Regions from separate parts of the Homo sapiens genome. Here region 1 is linked to region 2. The links are chromatin loops, found by intact Hi-C in ENCODE. Cell type or tissue: endothelial cell of umbilical vein. All regions are shown on one strand. Each heading gives the region's core, and the rest is flanking DNA. Links, peaks and the distances in the headings are about the cores only. Region 1 has its middle 83 kb from the start of LINC02697. Region 2 has its middle 28 kb from the start of LINC02717.

Region 1 (8,331 bases), core at 132-8,131, 110 kb before region 2:
CCCTGGCCTCCCTTTCAGGAAGATCTTCCTAGAGTCTATCCTCAAGCTTTCTATGGGCAGAGGACACTCTTCCCATCCTGGTCTACATCTCTGCAGAAAGGGCAGACCCTCCCCACATACCCTGAGAGTACCAGAGTTTAGCCTTGCGCCTCTCCCATTGCTCGGACTCCATAACACAGAGCTGTCCCTGGGACAAGAACACACCTTTCCAGAGATCGGGTCAGCCTGGTTAGTCCAGGTGGCCAGCGATCCTGGAATAGAGTTGAGTGGTCGATGGTGGCCACCTTTGTGGGGAGGAGGTCCAGGTCTTCAGATCTTGTGAACCAGACGCGAGTAGGTTCTGAGGCAGGGCAGCCCACGGTGCTGGGTGGTATCATCTGGCCTCACAGTGACCGGCCAAGGGCTCGGGGAGCCAGGGTTCCTGGCAAAAGCCAGCGGGGACGCCGGGTGTTCTGGGAGAGGCTGGTCTGTCCGTAAGCTGGCCCGGCTTTGATATGGAGCTGCACGTTCACCTGGAGGCAGGGTCCTAAAGGTAGAGAGGCTGCTGCGCCCCTCCTTGCTCTTTCCAAGCAGACCTGGCCTGCAGGAAAGGCCTCACACTGGGACAGGCTGGAGAGGCCACTGTGGTTGGGGAAGGTTCCAGGAGGGCAGGCGTGGAGGGAGCACAGGAACTGGGGGAGCCTGCTACCACCAGAGAGTTGGGGGAGTCCGGGTAGAGTCCAGCGTCCTGGGGAGTCGCAGCAAGGTCCTGCCGTGCCCACGGCCTGCTGCGTGGCTCTCCACGGTATCCTGGTCTCTCTGAGTTCCCTTCCCCATGGACAAGGCCATGGTGACAGCTCCACAGAAGCCTCCTGAGCATGGGAACCTGAGACAGTGCTGGGCCTCGGTGCTCCAAGGTGGGTCCTGGACCCCCAGGCTGGCTGAGCGGGAGCCTTGATCTGGAGGGAGTGGCCCTTGCCAAACCCGAGGAGGGCAGAGGCCTGGAGAAGCCTCACCTTGACAGGGGCTGAGGCTCTGAAGGTGGTGGGGAGGACTCTGAACCCCCTTGGGCCACCTGCCATTAAGAAATGGCAGGCACTTAAGCCAGTGTGCATGCTACACCTGGCTGTGTCAGCCCATCCTGGGAACGGGCCCTGTCTGGGAACGCCCCACCCCTGTCTGCTGCAGCGAGGTGAAGATCAGCACCTTGCCAGCATCCCCTGGCAGCCCTTTCTGTCTGTGCTATGAATTCTCTCTCACTTTTTCTTTTACCCAACACCATCTACATGGCTGTTCGTGCACAGGACTTTGATTTCTGTGATGTGCTCTGATGTGCGTCGACTGTATTTTATCTACCCATGACTGCACTGCTGGCTCCTGCAGCCATCAGAACCAACCTTTAATTAACATCACTGTATATACGGCTTATAGATTCAAAGGAGTTATTGAAGTTAGTCTTAAGACAGAATCCAAATGATGGGGTTTTATGCACTGGAAATGGCCCTTGAGGGGAAGGATGAGATTACCATTCCTGGGGAACTGTGGGGCTACGGTGGTGGAAAGGGGAGTTGCTGGTAATCCCTTCCCTCATTCTCACCCAGCGTGCATAAAATGCTGCTTCCTTTCCTAGCACATGTGCATTCCAATTCCTCCATTCTAATTTGATATATTTTTATCCAGGCACACATCTCCTCTGACAGGCAGGTGTCATTTGCTGGATTCTCTTTCTACCTTTTCTCTAAAACCTTTACTCATTTGCCAATCTTGGCAGACAGCTGGCATAATTTTTTATAGGTCCGGAATTTTATAATAGACTGGCATTATTTTGAGTTCTGGATGCCCCCATTTTTTAAAATGTCTTAAGAAAAGTCTCTGAGATATGGAAATGAAAACATGAAAAAGTTTAATTTCCTGCCTGAAATGGAGATGAAGAAGAGAAAATGTCAGAACAAACACAGATTAATTAATAGTAATATAAATTATCCTTTTTCTTTAATGAAAGAGGAATCATGCTTGGCAGATGTATGAGGGAAAATGCCTGCCTGGCTCTTGGATTTAGAGAAATCTGAATTTGCATCCTGGCACTGTGTGACCTTGAAGAAGTTATTAAGTGCCTCTAGGCCTTCATTTTTAAATATATAAAATAGGGATGGCTTTCTGCACTCATAGGACTTGTGTGAGGATTAAACGAGATACGATATCAGAGGATACCTCATGTGGGTTCAGGCACTGATTAGCATCTGAGCTTTGCCATCATCCTTAAGCTACAGATTGGATGGAGGAAGGTCAGCGTGAACCAGCCTGAGGGGTCCTGCGGTTCCTGTGGAAGGCTCACCTGTGGAGGGGGACAAAGTCCTTCTGAGCACCCACGCTGAGGCTGGGTTTCTCTGAGGCCCCCAGCTGACTGTGGACGCAAACACCCCCTGCTTCCCCCTCTCGCCAGGAGCTCCTGACCCTGTGAGCTCCAGGCAGCTCTTTACTGAACAGATCTTGATACCCAGGGGAACATTTCCTGAAGCAATTGCACGCTTGCATTTTATGCTTGGAAATTCCACTTAGGCTGTGCTCCTAGGGAAGGAGTCTGGACCCTGCCTCAGACCAGGGGCCCTCCAGCTGCCCCCTGTGATCCTGTCTCTCTGGAGGGGATGCTGTGCTCACCCCAGGCATTCATGGGGGCCCCTGGAATCCTCTACCAGATCAGATTAGCTAAGAGCTAGAGCTGGTGCCAGAGCAGACTGGGAACCACCTGGTGGCTAAGACCATTTTCTCCAGCTTCCGTGATGGTGTGACTAAGTGTGGCCCGAGGGGAGAGAGGGGAATTAATAATTGGTTCCGAGGTAAATTGATAGAGGAGATATAATGAGGAATGCTGACTTTGTGTGATATTGCTTGGTGCTCCTGTGCAATGATTGGATTTGCAAAGTCCGTGACTCAGCTCGTTCTTTGGGAAGTGAACCCTTAAAAATTGAGAGCTAATGAGAGCAGCCGTGTCCCTCTGATGCCAAGGTTCAGAACCTGGAGCCACGTGGGAGAAAGGCCATGAGAAATGGAGAAGAGTCTGCATCAGAAATGGCATGAGGGGCCCTGCAAACTGACCCCATTCCTTCTGGAATCGCTTCTCCTCTGGCTGGTAAGTGTGTACTTCTTTCTCCCACAGGCTCCTGTAAGTGGTGCTGGCTCTGCTGTCCACCCAAGGCAGCCGTCCCTGTGAGCCCCTGGTGAGCCGGGCTCCCGCCCTGTGAGGTACACACCCTGCAGGCGCAAGAGGGGTGCAGATGGGCTGAGTGCTGGGGGGATAAAGGCAGGAGGGGACTGAGAGGAAGGCTGGGTTGGACCGGGAGCCAGCTGGGCAGGGGCATTTATTGGGCACCACCGGGGCATACACAGTCCGGGTGCTACCTGAAGTGTGGAGCAGGGTGAGGACAAGAAAATGGAGAAAAGAAAAATCCCTGCTATTGGGTAGCTTAAGACTTGTGCTGGAAAATCAGTGGATCTGAGCAAGGTGCAGAGGAAGAGTGTGAGTCCAGGAATGCAGCAGTTGATGCTCCAGGCCTCACAGCGCTGGGCCCAGGGCCGGCTGACTGCACTGTACACCCAGACAGGGCAGCTCAGGGTGGAGTTATCGCAGGCCTCATCCAATTAGAGACTAAAAGTGTCCCCTACTCTTACTGTTCATGGTGACCTTGTGAGTCACCAATCTTCTATCTGATGCTAAATATTATTTTAATGGGTTTTGATATTTTAAATATAAACCATAGACGCACTCAGAACAGATGATTCTTATTTTATCACGTGGCTTTCTGAAGAGCTGTGCGTGTAGCTCTATGCAGGTAGATCTGGGTGAAAGCAACGGTGCAAAGTGGCTTCTGCCCTTCCAAGCTTTGGCAACTCAGCAGGGAGGTGCTGGTTCCTTCTCCCACCTACGCTCCCTGTCAGGGCTGATCCTCAGTAATGGGCAGTGTGGTCCTCGCTTTTTCACCTGTTATCTGTCACCGACAGCAGCAAATCAGGCAAGGGCTGTGCAGAGCCCACACAGGGAGCATGGCAGAGCAGCGGCCCTGAGGCTGCAGGATGGAGCCAACGCATCTCTCAGTTAAGAGCCAGGGGTCTGGGTTCCTTTCCACCTTTGCACCATCAAGCGGTGTGGCCTCTTACAAACCCTCAGTGCTGGTATCCTTGGTCCCTTCTGATTGCCACAAAGGGTCAGGAGTGGGGGCTGGACCACAATGAGAAAGTCCCTTCAAATTGTGACCATTTGTGGTTGAACTGTGTGACTTACAGCACGGAGATTCTGAGTCGCTTTGATAGGAGCTAGAGTTTCAAGGTTAAAAACAAGGTGAGTACAATATTGAGATAAGTAGATTCTAGATTCACCCTTGGAGACTGGCACAGTTTGTAGGTGTGGAGGAATGGGAACACAGCCCTGAGATCGAAGATGAACAAAAGGGAATAATCCAAGAGGAAAAGCTCAGAGGGTGGGTAGGTGTGGGGACAGGAGAGGCAGGACCAGCCCTGAAGAGCACAAGTAAATGTGGCCTGTCCTCGTCTGGAGCTGCTGAACACCCCGAGACACTGAGAGGGGAGGGGTGAGGTCACCTCCCCTTCCCAGGCCTGTGTGTGGGTCTCTCTCTCTGTGACACACACACACACACACACACACACACACACACACACACGCACGCACAGCATGAGGTATGCACATGGTCTCAGCTGACATCTGAAAGCATGGGAGTGCTTTATCTGCGCTGAGATCTCTCCCGCCGTCTTCCTGGGAGAGGAGGAACGGGTGCTTTACCACAGCCGAGCGTTAGGGGGCGCCAGAGGAGCTGATATCGGACTTGCTTAGAGGAAGATTTAGAAATGATTTTTGCTCAGAAAGGAAAAGCCGGGAGCATAAACACATCAAAAGGCCTCTGCAGCTGTGCTCCCTGCTAGCGAGGGGCTGGCCCTGGCTGAGTCCTCTGGTGGCTGTTGGAGATTTCCAGCCTGCCTCAAAGGGCCGTGCTTCTGCTCCAGCGCCAGGAGCCAAGGCTAGCCCAAGGTCATACAGATTTTTTTCCTGTTTTCTTCTCAAAGTTTTATAATTTTTGATTTTACATTTATTTCTATGATCTACTGTGAATCAAGTTTTGTATATGGTGTGATAAAGCTCATTTAATACATAACGAATTGTCTCAGCACTGTTTGTTAAAAAATACTCTTTTTTTTTTTCTGCTGAAACGCCTTTGTACTTTTGTGGAAAATTAATTGTGTATATATACTTGGGTCTATTTCTGGCCCCCCTAGTTTCTTCCCATGGGTCTATTTATTATCTGCATTTATGACAAGATCACACTGGTTTGAGTATTGCAGTTTTATAGTAAGTTTTGAATCAGATGTTAGGCCTTTAACTTTGTCTGTTGTACTTTCTGATAAATTTTAAAATGATGTTATTACGCATATATTCAGTAGTTTGATTTAGCTGTTCCACAATGTATATACATTTATCAATCTTCTTGTACACCACAAATATTTATAAATTTTGTCAATTGAAAAAATAAACAAAAATGTAAAACAAATTATTTAATGAATTTCTTAAACAATATTTCTGGGACTTGGAATTGCATCAAATATATAGATCAATTTGGGCATATTTGGTAAGATTATTGGGTCTTATGACCTATGGACATGGTGTATTTTCTCTGTTACTTAGGCTTTTTATTTTCACTCAGCATTACTTTATAGTTTTCGGTGTATAGGTGTTGCATGTCTTTGCCTTACTTGATGCTAAATATTCCTACTTTTTATCTTATTCTAAAGTGTATTCTAAGCATTTCAAGTTCCAAATATCGTTTGTAAGTATTACAGAATAAAGTTTATTTTTTGACATGAATACATGCTTTCAGATAGGCTTTATTTTTTAGAACAGTTTTAGATTTACCAAAAAATTGAGAGGGTAATATAGAGTCCCCTACCCCCGCACCCAGGTTCTCCTATTGTAAATATCTTACATTAGCATGGACAGTTGTCACAACTGATGGGCCTATGCTGATGCAGTAACTAAAATCCACACTCCATTCCAGTTTCTTTCATTTTCCCCTAACGCCCTCCCCCGTTTCAAGATCCCATGCGGAATCCTAGGTTACTTTCAGTCGTCATGTCTTCCTGGCCTCACTTGGCTATGAGTGGCTCAGGCTTCCATTGTCTTGGACAATCTTGACAGTTTTGAGGGCTACTCAGGTGTTCTATAGAGTGTCCCTCACCTGGGATTTGTCTGATGTTTTCCTTATGGCTAGACAGGGGTTATATATTTTTGGGAGGAAGGGGGATCACAGAGGTGAAACGTGCCATTCTCATCCCACTGTATGAAGGTATGGACTCAATGCCAGTGTTCCCAACCTTGGTCATGGTGAAACGTGCCATTCTCATCCTGCTATATGAAGGTATGGACTCAATGCCAGTGTTCCCAACCTTGGTCGTGGTGAAACGTGCCATTCTCATCCCACTGTATGAAGGTATGGACTCAATGCCAGTGTTCCCAACCTTGGTTGTGGGGCTGAGGCAGTGGTCACCAGGTTTCTCCACTGTAAAGCTGCTCCTTTCCCTGCCCCTCATATTGCACTCTTTGGAAGGAAGTCACTATGCACAGCCCATGCTTCAGGAGAGGGGTCATGCTACCCCTTCTTGAGGGCAGGGAATCTACAGGGATTTGAAATTCTTCTGCATGGGACAGTGGTCTCATCTTCCCAAGTTACTCACTTATTCAATCATTTCTTTATATCAGTACGGACTCATGGATATGTACTTTATACTTTGGGCTATAATCCAATAATTGTTTATTTTGTGGCTTAACTGTGTTCTACTTTTGGCCATTGGACATACATTCAGCTGGCTCCTCTGTTTCTTACCATTATCCACATGGTTTTAAAAATGGGTTGGTTTTTCCTTTTTTTTTTTCAGCGCGTTTTAAATTTCTGGGACTATAAGATGTTTCAGGCTTACCTTTTCTATTTCTTGCCCCAGTCTTAGAGTCAACCATTTCTGCAGTAAGCCCTGATTTCTTTTGTGGAGAATGACATTAGAAACCAAGATCTGGGTGCTAGGTACATTTGACTTTTGTATAATGAATGTGTATCCTGCAAACTTGCATTCATTATTATGTGTGTGTGTTTTGTAGTTTTTATTTTTTTTAAATTTAAATAAGCTTGTAATCTGTGAAAATAGGCAGTTTACTCATTTATTTATTTCTACTCAATCTGATTGTCTTCTTCTTCTTTTTTTTTCTAATTTAGCTGTTTAGAACTCCCAAAACAATAATAATTTTAGAGATAAGAACCATACAGTCTCTCCTGTTACTAATTTTAGGGGAAAATATAGAATATTTCAGCATTAAGTATGATATTAATTATAGGTTTTTAATAGATTCCCATTATCAGGTTGATAGCTGAGAGATTTTACTAGGAATAGATGTTGGATTTTGTCTGCATCAATTGAGATAATCACATGGTTTCTCTATTTTAATTACTGAATTACAATGAATGATTGATTTTTGAATGTTTTCTGACACTAAACACCACCACTTTAAGTGGTAAATTCCCAGAAAACTCTCCACACTCCAGAAACCAGCCACATTTGGGGTCCCCAGGCCACCTGCACTTCTGACTAATTGGCTACAAGTATAGAGTACTTCCCAATCTTCCTCAAATTCAATAGTTCAATAAATGACTCACACAAACCATATAAACATTATCATTACAATTTGATTCTAAAGGACACAAATCAAGATCAGCCAAATCAAGAGACACAGGACAAAATCTGAGAGGATCTCAAGCATACAGCTTTCGTGTTTTCTCCCTGTGGGATCAAGCACGTCACTATCCAGGCACATCAACTGGAAGCTCCACTAAGCCTTGGTGTCCAGAGTTTTTATGGGGCTTTATTAGGTAGGCATGATTGAGTCGTGGGTCAGGTGAGTAAACTTCATCTGTAGCCCCTTCACTCCCTGGAGGTCAGGCTGTCTTCAAGCCCCAACCCTCTAATTACACGGCTGGTCTTTCTGGTAAAGCCCCATCCTGAGTCAGTTCATCCTTAGCATAAACTCATATGTGGTCCAAGGGGCTCCTGAATAACAAGGACACTCCTATTACTTGGGAAATTACAGGGATCTAAAGTCTCCCAGGAACCAGGGGAAAAGGCCAGTGGAATGATTCATTATACAATATAACATTGAACCAACTTTGCGTTCCTGAAATAAGCTCCACTAGGTTATGATGCATTTTTTAAAAATGTATTGTTGGGTTCATTTCTATAATTTTGCTTAGAAATTTTGCACCTGTGTTCATGTGGGATGATGACTTACAGTTTTATTTTCTT
Region 2 (8,331 bases), core at 9-8,008:
CAGTCCACGGTGCAGGGAGAAAGAACAGTCCACGGTGCAGAGGGAAAGAACGGTCCACGGTGCAGAGGGAAAGAACGGTCCACGGTGCAGGGAGAAAGAACAGTCCACGGTGCAGGGAGAAAGAACAGTCCACGGTGCAGAGAGAAAGAACAGTCCACGCTGCAGGGGGAAAGAACAGTCCACGGTGCAGGGAGAAAGAACAGTCCACAGTGCAGGGAGAAAGAACAGTCCACGGTGAAGGGGGAAAGAACAGTCCACGGTGCAGAGAGAAAGAACAGTCCACGGTGCAGGGAGAAAGAACAGTCCACGGTGAAGGGGGAAAGAACAGTCCACGGTGCAGAGAGAAAGAACAGTCCATGGTGCAGGGAGAAAGAACAGTCCACGGTGCAGAGAGAAAGAACAGTCCACGGTGCAGGGAGAAAGGACAGTCCATAGCTCCAAATCTCCCTCTCTTTTAGACATATGACTACAGGCTCAGTGGTTGGTCCATTTGACATGTTCACCCTCACTTGTTGACACCTCTTGGTGTAGGTAACACTCTCATCATCCCTGAAGCTGTGGAACACAGTAAATCCGAGAATATTCAGGGGAGCGGAGCAGATTGGAGTTTGACTCCAGGCCCTCCACTTACCAGCTGGTGATCTGGGCTAGTCACTGTGCTTTCCTGCAGGAGTAGCACCAATGTGTTGATAAGGAAATAAGGTAATAATGTAATAAAATAATAAATAGGCGCATAGTGTCTGTTTGGTGTAGAGCAAACCCTCAGAAGTGATGACTGTTGGTGTTTTATTACCACTGTGATCGCACATGAGGGAAATGTGGCCCAGTGGGGCAGGGCTTGACCCAGGGCTGACACCATTTTTCTGGGTCAGGCCATCTCTGCGTTGTGAGAACACTCAGTGTCCCCTGAAAATGTGAGCAGGACAAGGGCCTCAGGGCCACAAGAAACCCTCTAGCAAAGATTTGGAGATGGTATCAGGCGAAACCCGAGGCTCATTGTGAATTGCGAAGCTTCTATCTCGTACAACCAAAGAGTGATAAATACTGAGTGGGTATCAGATCTCTGCAGCTGGAAACCTGGTGGCAAAAAATGCAGGAGTTAAATCCAGTTGGAAGGTCAGTCTCAGCAAAGATCCGAGCTGAATGGAAAGTTTCTGATGAAGTCTCAGATTTTCAATGATTGCTTCATCTTTTACAGCCTCTCTCCCATCCCTGGCCCGGGCACCCTCCCTCCACCCAGGCTAGAACTTCACAGAGACTTCAATCACAAACATCACAAAAGTGTCTCACAAAAATGTCACCTGCTTCCACGGTAAAGGATTTCTCAGAGTGAAAGTCCCGGGGTGCAGGAGTGGCCTGAAGTGGGAGCCCGAATCCTGGGGCTGACTCAGGAGGAAACAGCTCCAATGGGAAGGTCCCTCCCTGATCACTGGCTTCTCACTTTCTGTGGTCACTGCTCACATGGCAGCCACAGGGTGGGGCAAGGAGAGGAGCCTCAGGAAAATTAAAGGGTTAGCGCGTGACTCCAGTCCAGCTCCTTAGTAGCTGTGTGGTCCTGGACAGTCATTTATTCCCTAGGTCTGCACCGTCCAGTGTAGCAGCCACTAGCCACAGGCAGCTATTGCATTTACACTTAATTCAAATAAAAGGCAATACAATTTAAAATCCCATTTCCTGGTGCACTTGCCACACTGCTCAATAGTGTCCTGTGGCTGGTGGCCGCTGTATTGACCCAGCTCCACAGCAAGTGCTATTGGACAGCCCTGGTCTAAATCTTAGTTTCCACCTTTGCAAAATGGGTGCTGCCATTGGCGGAGGGTTAAAGAAGTTTCAGGAGGCCGCTGTGGAGTAGGTACCCAAGGATATTAGTTTTCTTCCTGTCTCTAAACCTCATGCTTGAAATCACAACCTCTTCCTGGGTTTTGGTAAAAACAAAACCAGGGATGTTCTGGAGTGGCTCATCCTGGGTCTTCTGTGGCTCTAGGTGGGTGCTCCTGACCCCAGGACCCCAGGGAATTCAGCCTCCTGTGAGTACACTGGAGAGGGGAGAGGCTCACTGGGTCCTCAGACCCAAAACCCTTGGAGAAGGGACATTCATGACCACAGCAGCCTCTAACCAAACGTGGCGCCCGAAGCTGTGGCACCATCAGGCACCCCAGGCTGGGAGCTGGAGGTGGTTCCTGGGTGTGAGTGGCCCCTCAGTCCCACCTGGGCCTCCTGTTCTCCTCCTTCGACAGAGGCATTTCCATGCTGTGTGACCCTGGTTTTCCCAGCGTGCTCAAACCTATTCCTCTGTACGTGAAGAATACTCGCCTCCCCCTGAAAAGATAGGTGCTGCTCACCCTGCCGTTGAGGGGAGATGGTTTCTCCTGAGAAGGTGGGGAGCTGCCTAAGAAGTCAGTGCCATGGAGGAAGCCCAATGGCCCTAGTGGTGTCCTGTTTGAGCCCTGCTCACTCCGCTGAGGCTGATGCGTCTCCATTCCTGGCCTCTAGAAAGGAAATACTCACTCTGACAAAGCAGGTGGGATCCGAGCTCTCAGAGAGCCTTTCCGTGCTCTGGGGGCCGACTTAGCCAAGCCTGCTGTGCCCCAGGCCATCTGGCATCTCTCACCTTTTGGGCAGGGGCCCCTTCCGCTGCCTGGAGGAGCAATCTGAGCCTGGCCAGCTGCTCCAGCTCACCCAGGAGGTGGCCCAGAAGAAAGGGAGGAGACAGCTTCATGCTTCCCCTGAAACACCCTCCTGCCCTGTCACCCCCACCTCTGCATAACTCCATGTCTCTGCTCTTGGCCTAAGGGATTGAATCCATAAAAATATGCTTTTTAATAGGTCTTACTTCTTGGCAAAAATATCACAGGCTGGGCACGTGTGTATCTACCTGACTGTGTTTGTAACTCAGATAAAAACAAAACACTCCATGAAAATCCCCAAGCAAAACAAATCTCTAATGACATAACTGCAGTGACACATGCACGAAGTCCTGGACGAACCCCCCCACACCCTGCCACTGATGGGGCCCTTCCCAGGTGTTCCTTCAGCTCTGAAGCATCCTGGGCCCCGCGTGCACTTGCGCTGCTGCCGTGCGGCTGGGAAGGGCCCTCTCTGGAGGTTCCTGGTCCTCTGTCACGATGTGTTTGGGAGACACTGTAAACACCCAACATCATGGACCCTGATCCTGTCCTGAGTATAGCCGCCCTCATCTCCGGGTTTGCTCATGGACATTAAAGAACGAGTGTGGAAGTAAGTGACTGAGTACCCCCAGGTGGCGAGGGAGGGAAGGGCAGAGGGAGGGAGGCCCACGGCAAGTGAGGGAGGGCAGCCATGGTCCTGGTGGCAGCAGGAGACACCTCCTCCCCTCCTCCCAAGTCTAGCCCAGCCTCCTCCAGGACCAGGGAGCCGAGGAACCAGTGGCCCCGGTAGCTTCTTGTCATCTCTTCTTCATTGCTGTGGTCAGCTGTTCCCTCCGCCCACACCCAGGGGCCCACTGTGACTAGCAGTTAAACAGTGCTGTAAAACTTACCGAAAGGATTATATTTTGTATCTCGTTGCACCCTAACAGCAGGGGGCACCATGCAACACTCTGCCCCGGCTCCTTTCACCTGCGCCACCTCCCTCTCCTTGTCTTGTGTCAGCTCCCCCTTCTCAGCCAGTCCTCCTCCCGTGGGCTGTCTAGAGCTGGATCTTGACCTCTCCTCGCTCCTGCTATCTGGGTGTGTCCCTTAGGTGCCACAACTTGAATGACCAAATTCACGATGGCTGCCACATCTGTGTCCTCAGCCCCAATTTCTCCCTGAACGCGACATTCTTATAGCCACGCATCCCTTAACAACAGTGCTCTGTTCTGAGAAAGTGTCATTAGGTGATTTTGCCATTGTGTGAACACCGCAGAGACACCCACACACACCTGGATGGCACAGCCCGCTGCACGCCCGGGCCGGATGGCGGAGCCCGCTGCACGCCCGGACTGAACTTCAGAAAGAAAATTAGCTTCCTGTAACTTTTTACTTTATAAATTTGTATGCTTTTAACTTTTTGACTCTTTTGTAATGACTCAGCTTAGAATACAAACACATTGTCCAGCTGTAAAAAATATTTCCTCTTTGTATCCTTATTCTATAAGATTTTTTCTGTTTTCAAATTTTTTTTTAACATTTTAAACTTTGCAGTTAAAAACTAAGACACAGGCTGGGCACAGTGGCTCATGCTGTAATCCCAGCACTTTGGGAGGCCAAGGAGGGCGGATCACTTGAGGCCAGGAGCTTGAGACCAGTCTGGCCAACAGGATGAAACCTCGTCTCCACTAAAAATACAAAAATTAGCCGGATGTGGTGGCAGGCACCTGTAATTCCAGCTACTCGGGAGGCTGAGGCAGGAGAATTGCTTGAACCCGAGAGGCAGAGGTTGCAGTGAGCCAAGATGGTACCATTGCACTCCAGCCTGGGCGACAGAGCAAGACTCTGTCTCGGTAAAAAAAAAAAAAAATCTAAGACACAGACACACACATTAGCCAAGGCCTGCAGAGGGTCAGGACTGTCACTATCACTGTCTTCCACCTCCACATCCTGTCCCACTGGAAGGTCTTCAGGGGCGATAACATGCAGGAGCTGTCATCTCCTGTGATAGCCTTCTTCCAGAATTCCTCCTGAAGGACCTGCCTGAGGCCATTTTACAGTTAACTTATTTTTATAAGTAGAAGGAGCCCACACTCTAAAACCATAACAAGTATAGTATACTAAATATGTAAATCAGTAAACCTTTTAATATCATTATCACTTATTATGTACAGAACATAATTGTGTGTGCTAGACTTTTATAGGCCTGGCAGAGCGGTATGTCTGTTTACACCAGCATCACCACACACATAAAGAAGATTAAATGATCGTATTTATTTAATTACCTACCTGTTTGCTGTCTGTCTCCTCGCCACTGGGATGTGAGACGTGCAGTCAGGGCCCATGTCTGAACGCACAATGCCAGTCCCATGTCTACAGGGGTACCTGGTACAGACTGATGATCCCCACACACTTGTTCACTGACTGAGATGATAACAGCAGACAGGGCAGCAGCTATTTCTGGCCTATGCATTTTCAGATGAGAAGTGGAGAGTCCCAAATAGGTTGGTAGGTTGCAGAGCTGGGGCTCACACTTAGAACCGCTGACTCCCAGCCCAGTGCTCACACTTAGAACCGCTGACTCCCAGCCCAGTGCTCACATCAGCCTCAGGCTGCCGCTTCCTCTACTAAGAGCAGTGGTGCAAATGCAAATTCAAACAGTGCTTTTACAGACATTTTATTGGTATATTTGATTCCCAGAGTTCTAGGTTAGCCGGGGGAGGATTGTGATTTAATTTAGTCAATAAGGAAACCTTGGCTCTCAGCAGTTCTGATCTTGCCAAGACCATATTCACTTTAGGCACCAGGCTTCAGGCTTCCGTGGACCAAGCAGCCATTCTGACTTCTGCCCTGGCCTTTTGGAAGTAAGAAGAAGAGATTCACAGGTCAGAGAGGAAGAGAAATAGAGAAATGGTTCCCAGGACTTCCTCATCCTCCTAGAACATGGGAGGTCCCAGGCTGGGCAAGGGGCAGGGTAAGGAGCTTGTACTTTGTGGGCCATAGGCCGTGGCCCATGAGAGGCCCCCGTGTGTGGGGACAGAGTCATGGGGAGGGTCAGAAGCTGGAGTCTGGGCTCATTTGTGGCCAGAGCAGACCTCAGCGTCTCTGGACCTTGGCTGCCCAGTGTCTGCACTCAGGCCTGACCTCACTTCCTTGTCCTGGGCTTCTAGCCTGTCCCTCTCCCTCCTCCCCACCTCTCAAGCCCTGCAGAGACAGCTCAAAGGCTTCCCCAGACTGGAGCCTGGCCACTTGGCCGGGACCACCCGGTACCCACCTCCCTGGTGACAAAGCCTGCCCTGGTCCCTGACCTGAACGGGGACAGCTGGGAGGAGAAGAGACGCTCGAGGCTGCAGCTTTTACTCTCTGGAATGGAGACCTGCCCTGGGAGATTTTTCTAGGACTCCCAGATCCCTCTTTCCAGACACAAGGGGTCCCCAAGATTGGAAGCCTTACAGCCTCCTCATCAGAACCAGCTGCTTTCCGACCAGCCCTGGGAGAGGGTCTTACAGGCTCTGAATGCAGCATGCCTGCCCTGCCTGGGAGCGGCACAGCCTGCACAGAGTGCTCCACACAGGAGAGCCACTGCCACTCCCCAGCGTGGTGACGCCACATGCCAGAGACTTGGGATGTTCTCCTAGACACCAAATCTGTACACCAAGGGCTATTACCAGGTGAAGAGGGAGCATGCCAGCCTTCCATTCGGATTGGAAGGTAGAGCCTAAAGGTATGTAGCACACATTCTCTAACAAAAAAGAAATACTTTCTATATGCATATACTGTAATTAAAAATGGCAGAATAATTATTCTTTGGTTACTAATGACAAGGAAAAATATATAACTTAAAGCAAAATAAGTTATACAATACTTTGGTTCAATAAATTTATTTCTTAGAATCCTGAACAGTTACCAATCAGAGTATGGTTTGCATGGTAGGAAAAGTACAAATTCACCTGCAGTGTTATCCTGGGGATGGAATCTCCTGGGAGCACCTACAGAGTCCCAGAGCCTGGTGCCCCTAAGCTCAGGTGCTGTGGGGAGCTTTATTTGAGTTTCATTTACGTAAGAGTCCCTGGGACTCTCAGAAGGGGCCCTCTCACTAGGGCTGGGCTGTCAGAAGCACCGGATTTAGCTCTTGCAATGCTCACCCCCAACTCCTGCCACATCTTTGACTTTCATTTGCAAAATAAAAAACTATTTTTCTGCTCCAGGAGGTTTCAATCCAGCAGAAAAAAGAGATTGTCAATTCCCAGCTTCACCTCCCGCTATGCCCCGCAACAAAAAAGGGAAGCAGTGACTCCCCGGGACAGCCTGATGCCATCAGGAGAGTTTTCTCTCTAGAAAGAGAGGCTTTCCTTCTTTATCATTTATATGAAATTGATACGACATTATTTGAGCAATTAAGTTCCATTTGCAGCGTCAAGTTCAACCCAAGGCTGTTCTAAACGTGTCCATCCCATTTCCCCAGAAGCCATCAATAAAATAACACCTGGCTGGATGAACATTTGCCATTTCCATTCTGCGCTGCTGTTCCCTCCTTCCCACATGCCTGACTTGCTGTGTGTCCACATGTGGTGGATAGACCCCCAACTCTGTTGCCCCCTACTCAGTTTTAAGTCCCCTCTATCTCTGTGGCCACTCTGGGGGCTCCACAGCACTGGCTGTACTCCAGTGAGGGCGGCAGAGCCCCAGCTTGTTTTCGGAGAGATGCTGTGTCTAGAATCTCTAGGCAAGCTCTGTTTCCACCACAGGAAGAACAAAAGTCATGGTGCCGCTCTGCAGCGGGGAGGGTGGGTGACGTTCCTAGTCCTGGAGCTCAGCTGGGATTTGGGACCCACTGTGGGCTTCGTAACATTAGATCCACGGACCTCACCTTGGGTGAGATGAGACATACGTACCCCTATTTTAAAAATAAAATAAAATCCATCGGTGATTCTGCCGCACAGTCAAAATTGAAAAGCACTGGAGCATCACTTGGACAACTGGTCAGATCGGAGGATGTGCGTCAAGGAGAGAAGACCACATCCAAGTTGACTCATGGAGCCGCTTGAAGAAAAAGGCAGGGAGCTGTGAATCTGGTTTTGCCTATGAACAAGGAGTCAACAATGTCGGCTTTCTATATTGCAAAATTTTCCCAGCATATACATATTTATGTTTGGATAAGGGCAGGACCCAGAGTAACTGAAAGGTTAATTAATTATGCCTCCATGTGCCATTAGAATTAACACTGCACAGTCATTAGAATTAACACTGCACAGTCCCAGCGTCCCAGGAGTTGTAAGTTACACTGGACGCGTGCTATGCAGTCCCTCCACGTGCAATGCCTGGTGGCATCTGGAGCTCATCTTTAGCTTTATCTGCCACTCAGCTTTCTTTGCATTGCTTAAAATGAACTACTTTATTATATTTATTTTGATCACCGACAATTTTGTGAATTGGACAGCTGCTTCCCAGTGGAATCTAAGTCCTCGAAACTGAAGTCTGCCATTTACACTGGGACTTCCTGCCTCCGTTCTGCATGTCCTGTGGGCCATCGATCCAGGGCACAGACAGCCTTCAGGAGTTGACTCAAGACCACTCTGTTTCTTTCCTAATTAGGGCTAGGGGTGTGCTCTGCAGCCTCTTTCTCCACATTCCAGTGCAGCTGAGTGAGTGCCTAGAGCCAGGCAGGCCCTTTACTGGTCCTGTTCTGTGAGGAGTCCCAATCACCCACAATGTCATTCAT

The links. Peaks named below come from ENCODE experiments on the same cell type or tissue, not always from the same donor. Only the 100,000 strongest peaks of a DNase experiment are listed, where the experiment ranks them.
Region 1: it touches region 2 in a loop (16-fold over the local background); 2 of 110 quality-filtered maps call a loop at or near these places.

Annotation. Positions count from the first base shown.
Region 1 is chr11:134,863,958-134,872,288 of GRCh38, forward strand. No RefSeq gene overlaps it. Among named protein-coding and RNA genes, the nearest start is that of LINC02697, 83 kb to the right of the region's middle. In endothelial cell of umbilical vein, for the core only: a CTCF peak has its summit at 4,766; a DNase peak (open chromatin) is centred at 4,884.
Region 2 is chr11:134,975,337-134,983,667 of GRCh38, forward strand. No RefSeq gene overlaps it. Among named protein-coding and RNA genes, the nearest start is that of LINC02717, 28 kb to the right of the region's middle. In endothelial cell of umbilical vein, for the core only: no CTCF peak of the experiment used is centred there; no DNase peak of the experiment used is centred there.